2 separate regions of the Mus musculus genome follow, and region 2 is linked to region 1. Evidence: chromatin contacts called from ENCODE POLR2A ChIA-PET data. All regions are on one chromosome and are shown on one strand. The core of a region is the stretch at or near the end of the contact, and the rest is flanking DNA. Distances in the headings are between cores, read along the strand shown. Region 1 holds the start of Notch1 (notch 1). Region 2 holds the start of Agpat2 (1-acylglycerol-3-phosphate O-acyltransferase 2 (lysophosphatidic acid acyltransferase, beta)).

Region 1 (7,942 bases), core at 2,034-4,533:
GTAGGGTACAGGTCATTGGGCCTAAGGCCATCTGTGGGATGACAATAACAAACCTGCCCAGTAGGCCAGGCCTACAGCCTAAGTGCACATCATGTGGGCCTTGGCAGCTCACCTGCTTGGGAGCTCGGTGCCTGTCTGGGGGACTTGCCCAGGCAGCACACGCTTGGGCCTCCCCACAGTAGGAGAACAGCAGGGCCTGCTTCTAGGAGGTTTTGCTCCTTCTTAGGTTTCCTGGGCACTGGGAAGCCCTAGGCAGGCTCTCAGCCATACACAGGGCCCTTGACCTTGTAGATGGCTCAGGGAGATTCTGCCCCTTGCTTAAGGGCTAGTCAATACCCCTGTGAACCTTGCCTGCTGGCCCAGGTATATTGCCTTCGGTTTCCCTAAGTTATGTGTCAATCAGCAAGCCTTTCTGGGTATTTGGTACTGAGACCCAGCAGGGCCAGGACCTTCCACAGAGACCCAAGCAGACAAGGTATCACCAAGGCTTAGCTGACAAGGGTTTTTGGGAAGAAAGCCCAGAACTGAGAGGGCATCTTGCAAGACAGGGGTCCTGGAATGTGCTTTCACACTGGCACAGCTGGGGTAACCAACACCAGTCACAAGGGAGCCAGCCCTGGCCTGCCTGTCTGGAACAACAGTTCAGGCCATTGAAAGCACATATGGAGATATAGTCAAACCTCTGAAAAATGTTCAAAGCAGTACTTAAAGTAGAAAGAGTAGACTGGAAGCTACTGACTTAGTAGGGGGAAAACTGAGGCCTAGAGCCTTGAAGGGCCCAAAGTAAGCTAGTCAGTTAGTAGCTATGATTCAGAGTCCAGGGATCCAGCTCAGGGGTCCACCAGAAGACAGACACGCTGTGGTGGACACAGTGGTCAGAAGGAAGCACCCTTTAGGTTGGACACTTCTTGGATCGCTAAGTCCAAGCGTTGTAAGCAGTGGGATTCCGAGGGTGGTGATCTGGAATGTTCCTGTAGCTGCCTGTTCTGACAGCACCCCACTCAGGACAGAACACTCACACCCTGGACCACTTCATGCTTGCACCCCTTCCCTGTGTTGTCCTCTTTGTCACTCCACCCAAGCATACCATGTGCCCTGAACTGGCTTGACTGACAGTTACTCTCCTAGGGACATCTCTGAGCCTCTCCTGAGAACTGGGTAGTCTCATTCTACCTGCACCCTAACTTCTGGGTCCCACAAGGCACAAGGTGAGATCCTGCAGGAGGGAGAGGCACCTGTAGCCCAGGCTCCGGAGGCCTAACCCCCCTGGTACTCCTGGGACTCTATGCTGCCCATCATACCTGCATACAGACCTGCTCCCTCCAGGACAACCAGGCCATGCTGGTCTGCATTCATGATGCGATGCAGATGCAGGTGGTTACAATGTTACAGGTCTATCAGCAACAGAACATCTGAGGCTGAGTGAGTATTTAGCAGGAAGAGTGACAGCTTTGGTTTTGGTGTGTGTGTGTGTGTGTGTGTGTGTGTGTTGTGTGTGTGTGTGGTGTTGTTGTTGCTGTTGTTTCTGTTGGTTGGCTGGTTGTTTTTACCCTCCAAGCCCTTTTCCTGGTAGACACAGGACTAGAAGGACCAATATCTCCTGTCTACTGTGTGAAACAGCTTCACACCCACTTGCCAAGAACTTGAGCCCTGCCCCCCACCCAGGCCATTTTTCTGGCTCAGCTGTCCCAGGGTTCCACAGCTAAGTTCTCCTGCCTGTGTGGTTGGCCTCTACTTATAAAAAGAGCCAACAAGTGTTTGTGTTCAGCTGGTCTGCTGTGCAGCCATACTCATTGCTAGACAAAGACAGTGGAAGAGATACAGACACCCATGGACAGACGGGATGGCAGGTAGGCAGATGTCGCCAGGTCAGCGCAGGTCTCCAGACTCCAGAAGGATAAGGCCTTCTTTGTATCCAAGTCAGGCTGCCTGCTGACAAAGCTGGAATATAGTCGACACATAAGCAGTTAGAGGCCTTCAGGACCCATCTCAGAAGAGGCACTTGCAGTCAGGCGTTCCTTCTATGGAACTGCTCTCTGGAGCTGCAGATCTCTTATATAAATATTTCTGTAGCATTGGGCGCTTTTTCTCTCGGGTACTGACCCCATGCTGCTAACCCCCAGGCTTGAGGCCAGTTTCTGAGAGGAGCAGGAGATGGGGGCTGGACAGCTGTTGGCACTGGCCCTTTAGTGCCTTTCAGGAACAGGTGTGTCAAGGGAGATGGGAGGGTCCTAGGACAATATAATCTGGGGCCCTTATTCCTTGTTGAACTCACCACCGTGTTTTAGGATGGGGAGGTGTTGTTCGTTCCAGATTCCATTGAACTTTAACTGCAAAGGGATAAGGAAGGCATCTTGGACGCCCAGTGCTAAGCAGCTTAGCACAGGATGTCCAAACATCAAGGTGGAGATAAAGCATGAGAGGCTGTGTTGACGCTAGCAGTCATTGTACTGGAACTCTGCACTTTCCCAGGCCACCTAAGTCGGACACAGCCAGGGACCAGTGAGAAGGGTGACCGTGGAACGTCTAGACTCGGGTTCCTGCTGGGAATCGAGAGCGCAATCTGTCCAGCAAGGCACTAGTCCTTGGGGAGTTCCCTTAGGGAGCCCCGAACTCCCTTCTACAGAGGCTGCGGGCGCGACGCCATCATCGTTTAAGGTCAAGCGTTCCGGAAGTCATGGCTAAGAGTGCCTGGCCTCAATCCTCCTGATGCCTATAGCCGAGACCAAACAGCTCCCAGGAGTGGAGCCCTAGGGACAGGACACGCGCAACGCTGCCAGGGCGCCACATTTAAACTCCTGCCCCAGGATTCCCCCCAAACTTGACTTCAGCTGCTCCTGCCCACGGTCCTAGACCTAACTCCAGGATGGAGCTGGTTCCCCGTGCAGCTTTCCTTTCCCACAAGACCCGTACCTCCTCTACTATTGAAATGCAAATTCTGGCCAAATGTCGCAGAGGGCGGCTACACACAAAGCCTGATCCTTCCGCAGCGCCAGCTCAAACTTTTGGTCTCTGTAAACTTTCGAACAAGAAGTAGTTCCTAGATGCCCATTCCATACACCCCTCCATTCCTCCTTGTCTTGCGAACCATAAGATCCTTAGATCCTGGCTCGGGACGCGCTCCCTAGCCCGGACAGGCGCAGAACCCACCAAAGCGCTGGGAGGGACAGGGTCCACAAGGGGGTAAGGGTTCGCAGGAACCAGGGGCGGAGCCCGCTGGGATGGGGCGGGGCAGGGGCGGGCCCCCATAGGGGCGGAGCGCCCGCCCGCTCAGAGCCTCACTAGTGCCTCTGCCGCGGGAGGGAGCGCAGGGGCGTGGGGCGCAGGGCGCGGGCGCTGGGCGCGGGTGCGAGCGCAGTGAAGGAACGAGCCCGGGTGCCTTGTAGGGCCCAGCGCCGCTGAGAGCCCAGCGCCGCCCACCCGCCAGGAAAGAGGGCATCAGAGGGTGGACGCCTGCGGGACCGCCGGTGGTGTGCGTCAACGTCCGATCCCCGCCGGCCACCCCAAGAGGCCGCCGCCCGGGCTGCGGGCAGCTGGCGAGCAGGCATGCCACGGCTCCTGACGCCCTTGCTCTGCCTAACGCTGCTGCCCGCGCTCGCCGCAAGAGGTAGGCTCCCGCGAGCCCGCAACTTCGGGCGCCTTTCAGAAACTTCTGTTGCGCCCTGCGCACGCTTTGGGTAGATAGGAGTAAGGGACCAGCTGCCAGAGTTGAGAGCCAGAGCGGGTGGACGGGACCGTGGGACCTGGTGTCCTGGCGTGTGAGGAGGACCCTTCTCTTTCCAGGGGTACCCACTTTTCTCATAGCGCCCAAAGACGCTGGAAGTGTGGTATGGGGCCCCGGAGGCCCAACCCTGGCTCGCACTTGGGTAGACGCTCCTGGGGCTCGCCGCGGGGGCGGACATGCTGCTTGCGCCTCTACTTTTCGATTTGAATCGAATCGGTTTTGGTTTCCTGTTGCTTCTTGGGACCATTTATTTTCATTCTTCTTTGCCTCCGGCCCGTGCTAGGGCGGATGTTGGGGTGCAGTGTGAGGTCAGGGGCGCTATACTCTCGTTGCTTACTTAGAGCGGGGCAGAGACGATGTGCCCTGGACTCCTAGTATGGGGTTTTGGGATCGCTGTCCCCTAGCCGGAATCAAACTTTCGAAGAGGGGCGATGTGCAGGCGGCTTGCTGCCTAGGGTGGGCGTGGGACTGACTCATTTCGGAAGTTTGAAAATCCTGTGCTGATTGGAACGGGAGCCGGAGAGGGGAGCCCTTATTTCCCTTCCGGCTTCACAGAACGGGGTACTCCTGTTGTAGTAACCAACTGCACTCTTCTCCCAGTAATCGAAGGAGAGAACTGCCTGCCCTTTCCTTAAAAGTGGGGTTTTATGTGACGCTCGAGCTCAGCCCTACATCGAGGCTTAATTTTTAGAGCTCTTTAAGATGGCGTGGGAGGGGCTTGATTAATAATAGCCCCTTCCCGAGAACGGGGTGGAATTCCTTCTAAGTGGGGTTTCTAAGACCCCCTCCCTGGGTGCGGCGGGGGCTGCCCCTGGAGATGCCTGCGAACAGGTATTGGGTGTCGGAGTAGGCGGGGCAGGTCTCCGGGTGCGGCCCCGCTGCCCCAGGAGGCGGCCCTGGCGCGACAATGGGCCGCTCTGATTCCCGGGCCGGCGCTTTGTTGGAGGGCGGGGTGGCGGGCTCCGCAGCTGTCGCTTTTTCCCACGATCCGGGGAGCTGAGTGTGGCCACCCCCTCCCTCCTGCGGTCCCCTCGTATCTTGTGTTTGAACTGAGGCAAGGGTGGAGGCTTGTCGGGGGGCTTTGCTGGGCACCTTAATCCCCTCCCACTTTGGCTGTGTGGTTAGAAGTTTGGGAGAATTTGCTAAGTCTTTCTGTTGCCGTCCACTTCGCCTCACTATGAGTGGGGCGGTACACCTGCCACCTAGCCAGCCTATCCTTTCCCCACTAGTTTTTGACTACAATACTGTGAGCAGAACATTGATTCGTAAGCCGCCCCCCCCACCGCGTCCCGCACCCCCTCAGGACTGCCAATAACTCTAGTGCATAGGCACCATGGCTTTAATCTCCGTCCACCATCAGGACTATAAGGAGTTAGGTGCCCAGAACCAAGCCTGACCTCTCTCTTCTGACCTTCCCCCAGGCTTGAGATGCTCCCAGCCAAGTGGGACCTGCCTGAATGGAGGGAGGTGCGAAGTGGCCAACGGCACTGAAGCCTGTGTGTGAGTACCGCCCCTGAGGGGACCTGTTGCTTTTGTCAGAGCAGAGCCCCTGCCTTCTGGGGACAGAACACTGGGCTATTGTCTTCGGAAGACAGCCCCGAGGCTGAGTGCAGTCACGTGCTGACTTTTATTGGACAAAGTCTGGCAATTACTTAATCACCAGCAATTATGCCGCGTGTGGAGCTACTCTGGCCCCTGGAGGTTGGCACACTCCTTCGTGGGCCCTCAGGCTCCTGGGAATTCTTGGTGCCCTAGTTCTTATTTAAAATGCTTGAGAAACAGTTGTTTTGGATGATGAGCATTCGTTCTGGGACACTTACCGAGAGAGTCTGAGACCCCCACCCCCTGTCACCTGGGATCCCTCTTCCTGAGCAGGAGTGCACTAGGAAGGAAATTGACCCGTGTTGTTGGTTTGTGTTCTGGTTTTGTTGGTGGTGCTTTTTGTTTTTTTTTGTTTGTTTGTTTTTTTGTATCAGGATCTCACTATGTAGCTCTGGCTGTCCTCAAACTCACTATATAGACCTTGAACTCAGGAATCTGCCTGCCTCTGCCCAGTGAAAAGTGCCTATTTTAAGACAAGACCCACCTCTGGACTCTGTGCCACGGGCCCTTGTCCTCAGGTCACCAACTGTGAAATGGGTATGACTTGGGGATGGGAAGGTCTGCTCCATGTTGGGAACTCCTTTTGGGAAGGATCCCGGCCAGGTTGCTCTCAAGGACTAGGCAGCTGGGGGAAGTCTCTGCTTGGCGCTAGGGCTAGCGCCCTTCAACTTGAGTTCCTCCCTGATGAGACTAGCAAGGTGCTGGAGGCTAAGGCCTCCCCTGGAGGCTGGAGACAGAGAAGGCTCCAGCCTACATGGCACGCCCTCATTCCAACTGCTGAATGGCTCATCCCCTTGACAACGGGTGCTGCTGCCTCCAGTACCCAGCCTGTGGGCTGCAGCCCCACCTCCCTGGCTGGCCCGCCCTGTACTGAAGCCAATTAAGCAGGTCTGTGAGCAGTTTATTGGACAAAGCCGATTGTGCCTCTGTCAGACACTAATGAATGCACACTACTTTTTTTTTTTTTTTGCTTTTTTTGGGGGGGGCCTTTTCTCCCCCTTGCAGAAGCCTCACGGACGCTTGATGCCCTAAATCTTATTTCCTTCCATTCAGAGGCCGACAGCTGGGATTCAGTAGAAGGGCAGCAGCTATTGTTGGGAGGCGATTAATGCTGTGTGATTAATTATGCGTGGCTTCCCAGAATGTACAACCCCCTTCCTCGCCTCTGTGCTCCTTGGTCTGCCTGCCTCACTGGCAGGGCGGGCTGAAAGGTTTCTTCTGCTCAGCACTTGGAGGGGTCCTGCCAGACTGGGGCAATTGAGGGTAGTTTCTTCTTAGCCCCGCCAGGAAAGGGGCACAGCCTGGTCTGCTGCCTGCCAGTCACTTGGTAGAGTTGTGCATGGGGTACAGTCTGTTTGCTGTAGTCCCACTAATAGCTTGTATCTTAGTATCTGTATGGACACCTTTCAAGCCAAAGGCCCAATGGTGCTGTGCTTTCTTCCCCACCTCCCAAACTTGGGGAAGCTGCTTGCAAATCCCTTGCATTACAAGCCAGGCCACTGAAAGGCTCTTGGTGCCAGGCCTTCTGTCTTGCACTAGATCCTAAGGCCCTTCCTCCTTGGCAGAAAACTTGCTTCAGTTTGGCTCAGAGTTCCACTGAGTTCTATCCACAGAGGCCCCATTGTGCTCACTCCGTAAGTCCAGTGAGATGAAAGAGATATGCTCACTTCTGGTCAGCAGAGCTGGAGGCCAAGGCTACAGCCAGGCCTGGCTGGTGATAGGCACAGGTCTGGGCGCACTGTGCAGTTTGGGGGGCTTTATAGCCAATCCATAGAGGGGTCCAGTGTCACTGTGTAGGCTTGGGTGATTGAGGGTCCCATCCATTCCATGGTGTTGTCTACTTCTTCACATGGCCTCAGGAGGCCTATCCAAGAGTTTGCCAGAGCATACACAGAGGGATCCACCACTCCTGACTGGGGAAAGGCAGTTCGCTTTTTCCTCAAAGGAACCTAAAGGAGAAATTGAGGGTAGTCTACAAGCTTGGAGCCTGTAGACCTCTGTCACACCTAGCCATGATCCTGATTGTTTACGGCTTCTTGTGCTGCCTACTCTGAGAAGGGCCTGAGAACTATGGAGTCATAGGACAGTGAATTAGTGCTTGGTAAAGCATCTCTTCTACCCAAACGGAGAACCTACCCCGAAAGCTGCGGGGCAGGGAGTTTCAGGGCTCAGGATTGCAAAGTAATCCTCTTGGTACCAAGTGCCTTCTCTTCAGTACTAGTACCATTGAGGTTTAGCTAGCCAGTGATCATATAGGAAAGGCCTGGCTTGTCCTGTAGACAGAGAAGAGTCTTTGCAGCTGCTATGCTTTGTGGGATATCAGAGGCCCTTTGGAGGAAGATTTGGGACCCACCATGCCTTCCTTCCTTGTGGGCCCAATTTGTGCTGAGAGGGAAGGACGACAAAAGGCTGTCATTTGAAAAGCCAGAAGGACCTCTACACTTGGGTAAACATGAATTCACTGATCCAAAGGGCTTATAAGGAGCTGCAGGCCCTGAACTGAGGGAGCTCAGGGAGACTAAGGCCACCTTCACTGGGAGCCAAGCCAGATGTGAGGAGGACATGCATTTTAAATGCATTTAGGAATCAGATGAACTATGCCCAGAGAAATTCAGG
Region 2 (7,942 bases), core at 2,608-5,107, 100 kb before region 1:
CTTTATTTACAGGTGGCAAGGATGGCATCAGTGTTCTTGTGACACATCCACCGAGACGCTGGAACTCTGAGAGGACCCATCGGGGACAGGCCAGAGCCAGTTCCTCTGCAGTGTGCTCTGCCCTCCCACCTCCTCTCTCCCTCTCTCCTTTGCCCATGCTCCTTTCTGTGAGTCTTCCTTTCCTTCTTCTCCTCCTTTTTCTTCTCCGCCTCATGTCCTTCCCACTCCTTCTCCCCACTCTGCTCCTCCTTCCTTTCTTCTTTATCCTCCTCCTTCTCCTCTTCCTCCTCCTTTTCTTTATCTTCCAGTTGCCTCTACTCTGAGTTCCCCTTAAGGAGTCAAAACCCCCAGAGTGTCCCACCAGTGAGAATAAGACTCACAGAGGGCACTCCTACTCTGTCTCGGGTCCCACCCCAGGCTTCAGTCTTGCCTCTTCTCTCTCCAAGGTGGGGTCACAGCACCCCTACATGTACCCCTACCCCCACCCAATAGTTCAGGAGCACAACAAAGCTTGAATTCTTCCAACCCCCTAGTTGAGGCTAGCACCGTCATTTTACATAGGAGGAAACTGCATGCCTGTGCACCAGGTAGCCTGGAGCTGGCAGCCAGGTCAACAAGACTTCAAAGTGGATGTCCTGCCCTGCCCTGCCCTGTCCCGCCCTGCCCTTCCTGCCTGCCTGGATTGCCACAGTCAAGAGTCACCCAGGTTTTTACCTCAGCTTCCAGGAAGTACAGAGCTCTTCATCCTTATATCACTTTCCTCCCCCTATTCCCCAGAAGAAATGCAAAGAAGAAAGTGCCTCACCAGGTCCTGGGGAGTATTCTGTAGGGAAAGGGGACAGATGGGCTGGGCTCAACCTCTGGTTCCCTGTCTACTCCCTGTGCAAACATTCCCCACACCCGGCTCCCAGGCATCCCCTTGCCAGCAAAGGCCCCCCTTCTGGGCCCAGAACTTTAGGAAGGAAGGCAGCTCAGCTCTGACAATGCCACCTGGTGTCATATGCTGGCTGGCTGCCTCCCAGCAAATACCCATGAGGGCTCTCAGCTGTCCTCAGGCTGGGACACAGAGTTGTCTGGCACTGGCTGCTTGACACATTCCCAGCACTTCCAGGGCAGTGGGGGCCACCTCCTTTCTTCTCCTCTCTTGGATAAACAGAGTAGAAGCTTCAGCAGTCCCTGTGTGGCTGAGAAGCGCCTGCCTTAGGGAAATCTCGCTCAGTATTATTCCAACAGTTCCTCCGGATCCTCTAGGCTTCACTTCTCAAAGCAGAAACTTTCCACAGCCTCAGAATGTGACTCTATTGAAAGTTTCCTTGCAGCAACCCTCCCCCTTGCATAGGATGAAAACTGGATACATCTTTCAACACTTAGTGGGCTAAAAGGGGGAAGAGGCTGAAGAGAAGTCAAGAGACTGCCTCTCTTAGAGGCAAACAAACTGCCCTGCCTCTGGGGAGGCCGCAGACTTAACCAAAGCCCTTCTTCAAGCTGCCACCACTTCCCTTGGGCCCAGAAGGGCAGGGTAGTCTCCAAACCCTGGCTGGTCTGTGGGGCCAGCCTCCTCCTCCTCCGTCACTCCCTGGCTGGTATCTTACCTCATCTACACATCAGTAAAATGGGGTTACCTTAGCTCTTGTGAGGAATCTACTGAGAACTGTTACATATGCGAGGGCAGAACAGTACAGGGGGAAGAAGGAGAGGGTAACAAATCCCAACAATCCCAACGGAGACCCTCCCAAGGGAAGAATGAAATACCAAGAAGAACGTGGAGCCCACATCAAGGTATGGAGAAGACCAGCTGCCAACATAGTGAGACCTTGCCTTAAAATAGTAAGTCGTGGTCTGTGTTGGGATCACATGCAGTTCAATTGATAACCTGCTTGCCTAGAGTGCATGACTGCTCAAAGGCCTGGGTGTGACCCCCATCACCCTCAACCTGGCATGGTGGCAACCTCCTTTGAGAGGTGGGAGCCGGAGATTTAGAAGCCCAAGGTCATCCCCGGCTAGGTAAGCAGTTTGAAGGTGGGTTCAAAAACCCAACAGGAGCTGGAGAGATGGCTCAGTGGGTAAGAGCACTTGCTGCTCTTGTAGAGGACCCAGTTTCAGTTGCCAGCACTGTCTCCTGACTTCCTCAGGCACCAGGCATGCACATGGTATGCATACATACATGCACATAAAACACTTCACACACATAAAATAAACCTTTAAAACTTAAAGACGGCCGGGCGTGGTGGCACACGCCTTTAATTCCAGAACTTGGGAGGCAGAGGCAGGTGGATTTCTGAGTTCGAGGCCAGCCTGGTCTACAGAGTAGGTTCCCGGACAGCCAGGGCTACACAGAGAAACCCTGTCTCAAAAAAACAAAAACAACCCACCCCCCAAAAAAACAAACCAAACCAAACCAAACAAAAAACCTTAAAAACATAAACCAATACGCTAAATGAATAAATAAAAAGGACACCAGGTTGGTTAGAATTAAAAGGCAGGAAGGACTCAGCATACATTCCTGAGGGGGCTGCAGAGCTGTGAGGACCTGATGCCTTGGAGATCTCAGCTGGGATCCTAGCAGCCCCGTAGCACCCCTCTCCCCCCCCCCCTTCTCTCCAAGCATATCTGGGTCTTCTACCAGAGAAGCTGAAACCCTGCAGCTCACCCTGCCTGCAACCTCATGAGCACAGAAGCCTGAAGCTGGAGTGACTCCTGGTGGTTCCTTACCCACCCTGGCACAGCTTTGGCCCTGCTTTAAAAGCTAAGCACAGGGCTGGCGAAATGGCTCAGCCGGTAAGAGCATTGACTGCTTTTCCGAAGGTCCTGAGTTCAAGCCCCAATAACCACATGGTGGCTCACAACCACCGGTAATGAGATCTGACACCGTCTTCTGGTGTACAAGCAGGGATTGAGGGAGCAGAGTTGACCAGAGTTGAGTGGGCTAACCGGAGCGAGCAGGGGTCCTAAAAATTCAATTCCCAACAACCACATGAAGGCTCACAACCTATAGCTACAGTGTACTCGCATACATAAAATAAGTCTAAAAAAAAAAAAAAAAGCTAAGCACAGTTATATAGGTAGATATTAAAATTATCATCTCTCCGGATCTGAGAAAACCAGAGATTCTCTCAGAATGCCTGGATATAGGGGAGCCTGTGGGCACATTAATATCTACAGCCATCGCTGAGTTCCACACCTAGGTGCAGACCAACCTCACCAAAAAAGAAGCTAGATGCATTTTGTCACTGACATCTGCTCTGAGAACATGATCAGGAAGGATGTATATGGCTGGCCTGCAAGCCCAAGGCTTCTTACTACAAGTGTCCCAGTGAGCACCAACTACAGGCTGGCGGTTAGAACACAGTGCGCATGGGAACACAATCGCCTGATCCACACTGCTGGCCGGGCATCAGAAGGTCCCCGGTGCCACATTACCCCAGAGACACCCCCACTCCAAAACTCTCACTACTCCTTCTGCCTCCCCCAGCTCGTTGCATCATGGGAATAGGGCTTCAGTCTCCCTGCTCAAGGGAACCTAAAGGGCCCAGGCCACCAGCCAGGTGGCCTAGTCAGGTAACCATTGGTCACTCAGTAGCCGGTCAATGGTCCTTTGTGTGGTGACAAGACTGGCATAATGGGCACGTCTTAGGTCGGTTGCACACCCTTAGGGAGCTGCGGTGCCAGGCTGGGGACTTGTGGCCGCAAGCCCCGGTGCAGGGGCGTGGGAGGCAACGCCAGAGCCCAGGCCACCCGGCAGCTCAGAGATGGGAGCCGCGGGACGAGTGAGGGAACCTCAATGTCCTGCCGCAAGGGGCAGGGTGGCAGGGAGGGGCGGGGCGGAGAGGGTGACACCCGAAGGGCCGAGGGAGGCGGGGTCCGCGTCCAGGACGCGGCGGGGCGGAGCGGGGCGCGATGCCCCCCGGCAGGGCCAGGCCCGGAGGGGCGGGAACAGGGCGGGACGGCCGCACCTAGCTCTGGGCTTCCAGCCTGGCCCGCCCTCTACCCTCGGCGCTCCTCAAAAGGGGCGCGGGCGGCGGGTGGAGGGCGGCGGCGCCGTCGGGGCTGGGGTGCGGCCGCCATGGACCCGTGGCCATGGCTGACGGCGGCGCTGCTGCTGCTGTTGCTGCTTGTGCAGCTGAGCCGCACAGCCAGGTTCTACGCCAAGGTCGGTCTCTACTGCGTGCTCTGCCTGTCCTTCTCCGCCGCGGCCTCGATCGTCTGCCTGCTGCGCCACGGCGGCCGCACCGTGGATAACATGAGGCAAGGGGGCCGGACGCCGGGATGGGCGCGCGCTTCCGCTTTCCTAACTTCTGAGCTCCTCGCGTTCTTTCCTTCCTGCCCCGCCCGCCCCGCCGTCCCCACGGTCCGGAGCCTCCGACGACGCGGCTTCCCGTCCCAGGGGCGCGTGTCACGATGTGCGCCGCTTGTAGGGCTCGGCCCTGCGGCGCCCCCTGCGCGCAGCGTGGAGTGTCGGGTTTGCGCGCGCCGCTAGCTTTGGGAGAGGGAGGGGGCCGAGCGAAGGTGGGACAGGCCCAATCCCACTTTCACCAGCAGGGAAACCGAAGCCTAGCCAGGCTTCCGGTCCGTGCTTCCACCTCTCTGCCGGTTAGAAGACACCTGTGCCCAGGTTGTAGCCACAGGTTCTCCTTGTCATTAACTTCCTCTTCTGGGGGGTGGGGGCCGAACTGTCTTTGGACCTGGCTTGCTAGCAATAAAGGAAGGAGGCTGTGGCCAGAATCCTCCTCTGCCCATCTCCCAGAGCAGGGAAGCTTAGTGGACAAGCAAAAGGTACAGGTATGGAGATCAGGCTAGGTTGTCCTGCAATGGGGGCTGCCCGAGAGAAAAAGCCTCTAGTCCTTTCTCCCTGTCCACACTCCCAGGAGACTGTTGCTACATTTCTTTCTGCCCCATTTGGACTGCTGAGAGGGTGGGTTTTGCAATGTCCTGGCCTTGGCCTTGCCTGGGTGTTTCGGACCTTGTGCCCCTGAAGCCCCTCCTCCCCCGCGGTAGTTACAAGGACTGTGAATGATGGTTTCCTGACTCTCGGCTGTATCTGGTCGTCTTTGGGGTTAGGATGCTGTCCTGACCAGCCATATTTTGTGGGTCCCAGCCCTCATTTCTCAGGTGCTTATAGTGACTATCCAGTGTCCCAGGGAGCAGACATGCAGAGGAGACCCTTGCACAGAAGACAAGGGTGCCCTAGCTATGCACTTTTCACGGTGCATAGAACAGGGTGGGGAGGCCTGCTCCCCACCTCCCCACCCTGTCTTAGGGTTCCTGTCTTAAATCCTCATAAGGCGATGAGTTGAGATAGGAACAGCAGGGCCCTTGGAGTATTGCAAGCATGACATCCTCCAGGGATGACCGTAGAGAGGGGTGAGTGGAAAAGAAAGGGATTGACTAGCTAGGAGGTGGAGGCTTGCTCAGTCCACATATGGACTCATCCCCATCTCGTGCCTCCCTGGCCTAGGCCAGCCAAGCTTGGGTTGCAGATGCTACTCTGCCTGGGCAACAGATGGGACTGAGGTTCAGAAAAGCAATTTGACAGAAAGGTTTGCGGACTGGGAGAGTTTGGAAAGAAGGAGGCAAGGGATCAAGATCCCCCCAGCCAGGACAGGGTGCTCTGGGAACCGAACCCCAGAGGGCCAGTGTATAATAAATTCTATAATAAATTCCCTTGGTGCCGGCTCAGCTATAGTGATGCTTTCCAAGGGTGCTGCATACAGTCACTCTAAGGCAGAGACTTTCAACCTAATGCTGTATGACCCTTTAAACAGTTCTTCATATTGTGGTGACCCCCCCAACCATAAAATTATTTTCATCACTGTAATTTTGCTACTTTTATGAATCATAACTATCTGATATGCAAGTTATCTGATATTCTACCCCTGTGAAAGGGCATTTGACCCCCAAAGAAGCCGAGACCCATAGGTTGATGACTGCTATACTAAGGGCTAATCTTATTGTTCTGTTTTTTTGTTTGTTTTTCTAGAGAGAGTTTAGAAAAACCCTGTGTAGCCCTGGCTGTCCTAGAACTCACTCTGTAGATCAGGCTGGTCTCAAACTCAGAGATCCACTTGCCTCTGCCTCTTGAGTGATGTTATTAATTTAAGGCACTAAAGGGCTGTAAGCCAGATCCTGAGCTCCTGGAAGGACAGCCCTGGTCTGCACCTGGTTTCTAAAGGAAGCCTTTGTCATTTGGTTTAGAGTTCTGAGATGCAAGGAACAGCATTAGAAACACAGAGACCAAGTTTGACTATTCAGACGTGGCTTAGGGGCTAAGACCAAGGAAGGGCTGTACATGTGGAGCCCTTCCCTGTATACAGACCAGAGTTGGGTGACAGGAGGCAGGGGACAGGGGACTTGGTTATAGCATTCGACAAGGGGATAGTAAAGCCCAGGGAGGCTGGATAGAATTTTGCTCAGCTGCAAAGTTGGGTCACCTTAACAAGAATAATTTAGACCTAAAACACACACACACACACACACACACACACAGAATGAGTAAGTGAATGAGTGAGTGAGTAAGTGAGACCATGACCCCAGTAAAATAAGAACAGGCCTCCTTCCTAACCTAGAGCTCCAGTGTTGCAGCCTGTGACTACACTGTATCTCATCCAAGCATCTGTGGAGAGTGAGGGGTGGGGGCAATGGATACCTAGCACCTGCAGGAACTAGTCTTAGTTTTTAGGCTGAACTTTAGCTTTGAGCCCTGGCTAAGCCCCTTCTTGCTGCCTAGGCTATAAGAGTCAGCATCATCCTGGAAAGTCCTGGCCGTTTGTAGGTTAGCAGAAACAGAATTTTGTAGAACATTGCTAACATGTTCCTCTCCTGATTCAATGATGCCATCTTGACCTGTGGAGAACAGTGAAGCCTAGCTCTGGCTGCCTTTGGGTAATGGGTCAGTCCCCACTCCTCCTCCTCCCCCTCCTCCTCCTCCCCCTCCTCCTCCTCCTCCTCCTCCTCCTCCTCCTCCCCCTCCTCCTCCTCCTCCTTCTCTCTCTCTCTCTCTCTCTTCCCCTACCCCTCCCCTTACCCCTCCCCCTGGCACCTACTACCTTCATTCTCTTTGGTGTTTGCCCAGGCTACAAGTCCTATCCTAGCCCCAATCTCCTGCCCCTATGTTATTCTTCACTCCTGGACACTTATCAGAAAACTGCTCTGCCAAGTGGCCCTAGTAGGATCTCCCATCCCCTAAGCCAGGCCCATCAGTGGCTCCCCTACCTGCCATTCTCCAGCAAGGTAGCCCTGGTTGGCCCTTGAAGCTCCCATTTTTAATCTAGCAGGTCTCCACCCATCAAACTCAAGGCCAGAAGTCAGGGCAAGAGTCTAGTCAGGGCATTGACCTTCCATGAGGGCAATGAGTCTGTGGCGTAGGCCCTGACCTTGAACTGCTTCTCAACTGCCTTGGGCAGGTATGGGAGGGACCTGAGCAGGTCAAAGGGCTCTTCTCCTGAAGTTACTCTTGTTCTAGTTCTGTGTCCCAATCAATAGACTACTGTTAGTACAGGCCCGCAGAGTGGAGTTACTACATCAGCCAGCCTCATGCAAGGTAGCTCTTTGCATCCTTCCCCTTGCACAAGTGGTAACAGAAACAGAGGTCAGGTCATAGATGGAATGCATTGATCCAGACTGAATAACAGACTGTCTGGTGCAAAACGAGCTCAGGAGGCGTCCAGGGGCACGGGGGTGGGCTGTGGGGTGGGGGAAGCACTGCCTGACAGCTGGCAGCCATGCTTCCAGAGCAACAGGCTGGGCACGCATCATCCCCAGGCTCTTGGGGTTCTGATGGTTTTGACTCTGCCTCTACTGAGATAACACTAAAGAGGCAGCAAGTCCCGACATGGAGCGGGGACTAGAGCACATGGCATCGCATCCTAGGTGCAGGATTTGGGGCCTAGCTCCTTGAGGGGGGAACGGATAGGGTGTTCAGGACTAGACTAGGTTGGCAGCTCAG

What was found. ChIA-PET counts read pairs that join two places held with the same protein, here RNA polymerase II (POLR2A).
Region 2: POLR2A ChIA-PET joins it to region 1 with 14 read pairs in embryonic stem cell. The contact joins the promoter of Agpat2 here to the promoter of Notch1 in region 1. POLR2A ChIA-PET finds 5 or more read pairs at or near these places in 4 of 5 experiments (Patski and embryonic stem cell).

The regions. Positions count from the first base shown.
Region 1 is chr2:26,499,163-26,507,104 of GRCm38, reverse strand. Notch1 (notch 1) reads left to right here and starts at 3,283. Exons shown (of 34, transcript NM_008714.3): 1 at 3,283-3,607; 2 at 5,146-5,224. The coding sequence starts at 3,547. It overlaps Gm35978 (predicted gene, 35978), which reads right to left and starts at 3,178. Exons shown (of 2, transcript NR_132655.1): 1 at 2,276-3,178; 2 at 1,758-1,941.
Region 2 is chr2:26,600,332-26,608,273 of GRCm38, reverse strand. Agpat2 (1-acylglycerol-3-phosphate O-acyltransferase 2 (lysophosphatidic acid acyltransferase, beta)) reads left to right here and starts at 3,857. Exons shown (of 6, transcript NM_026212.2): 1 at 3,857-4,245. The coding sequence starts at 4,064. Gm39772 (a long non-coding RNA gene) reads left to right here. Exons shown (of 3, transcript XR_866059.3): 3 at 13-92.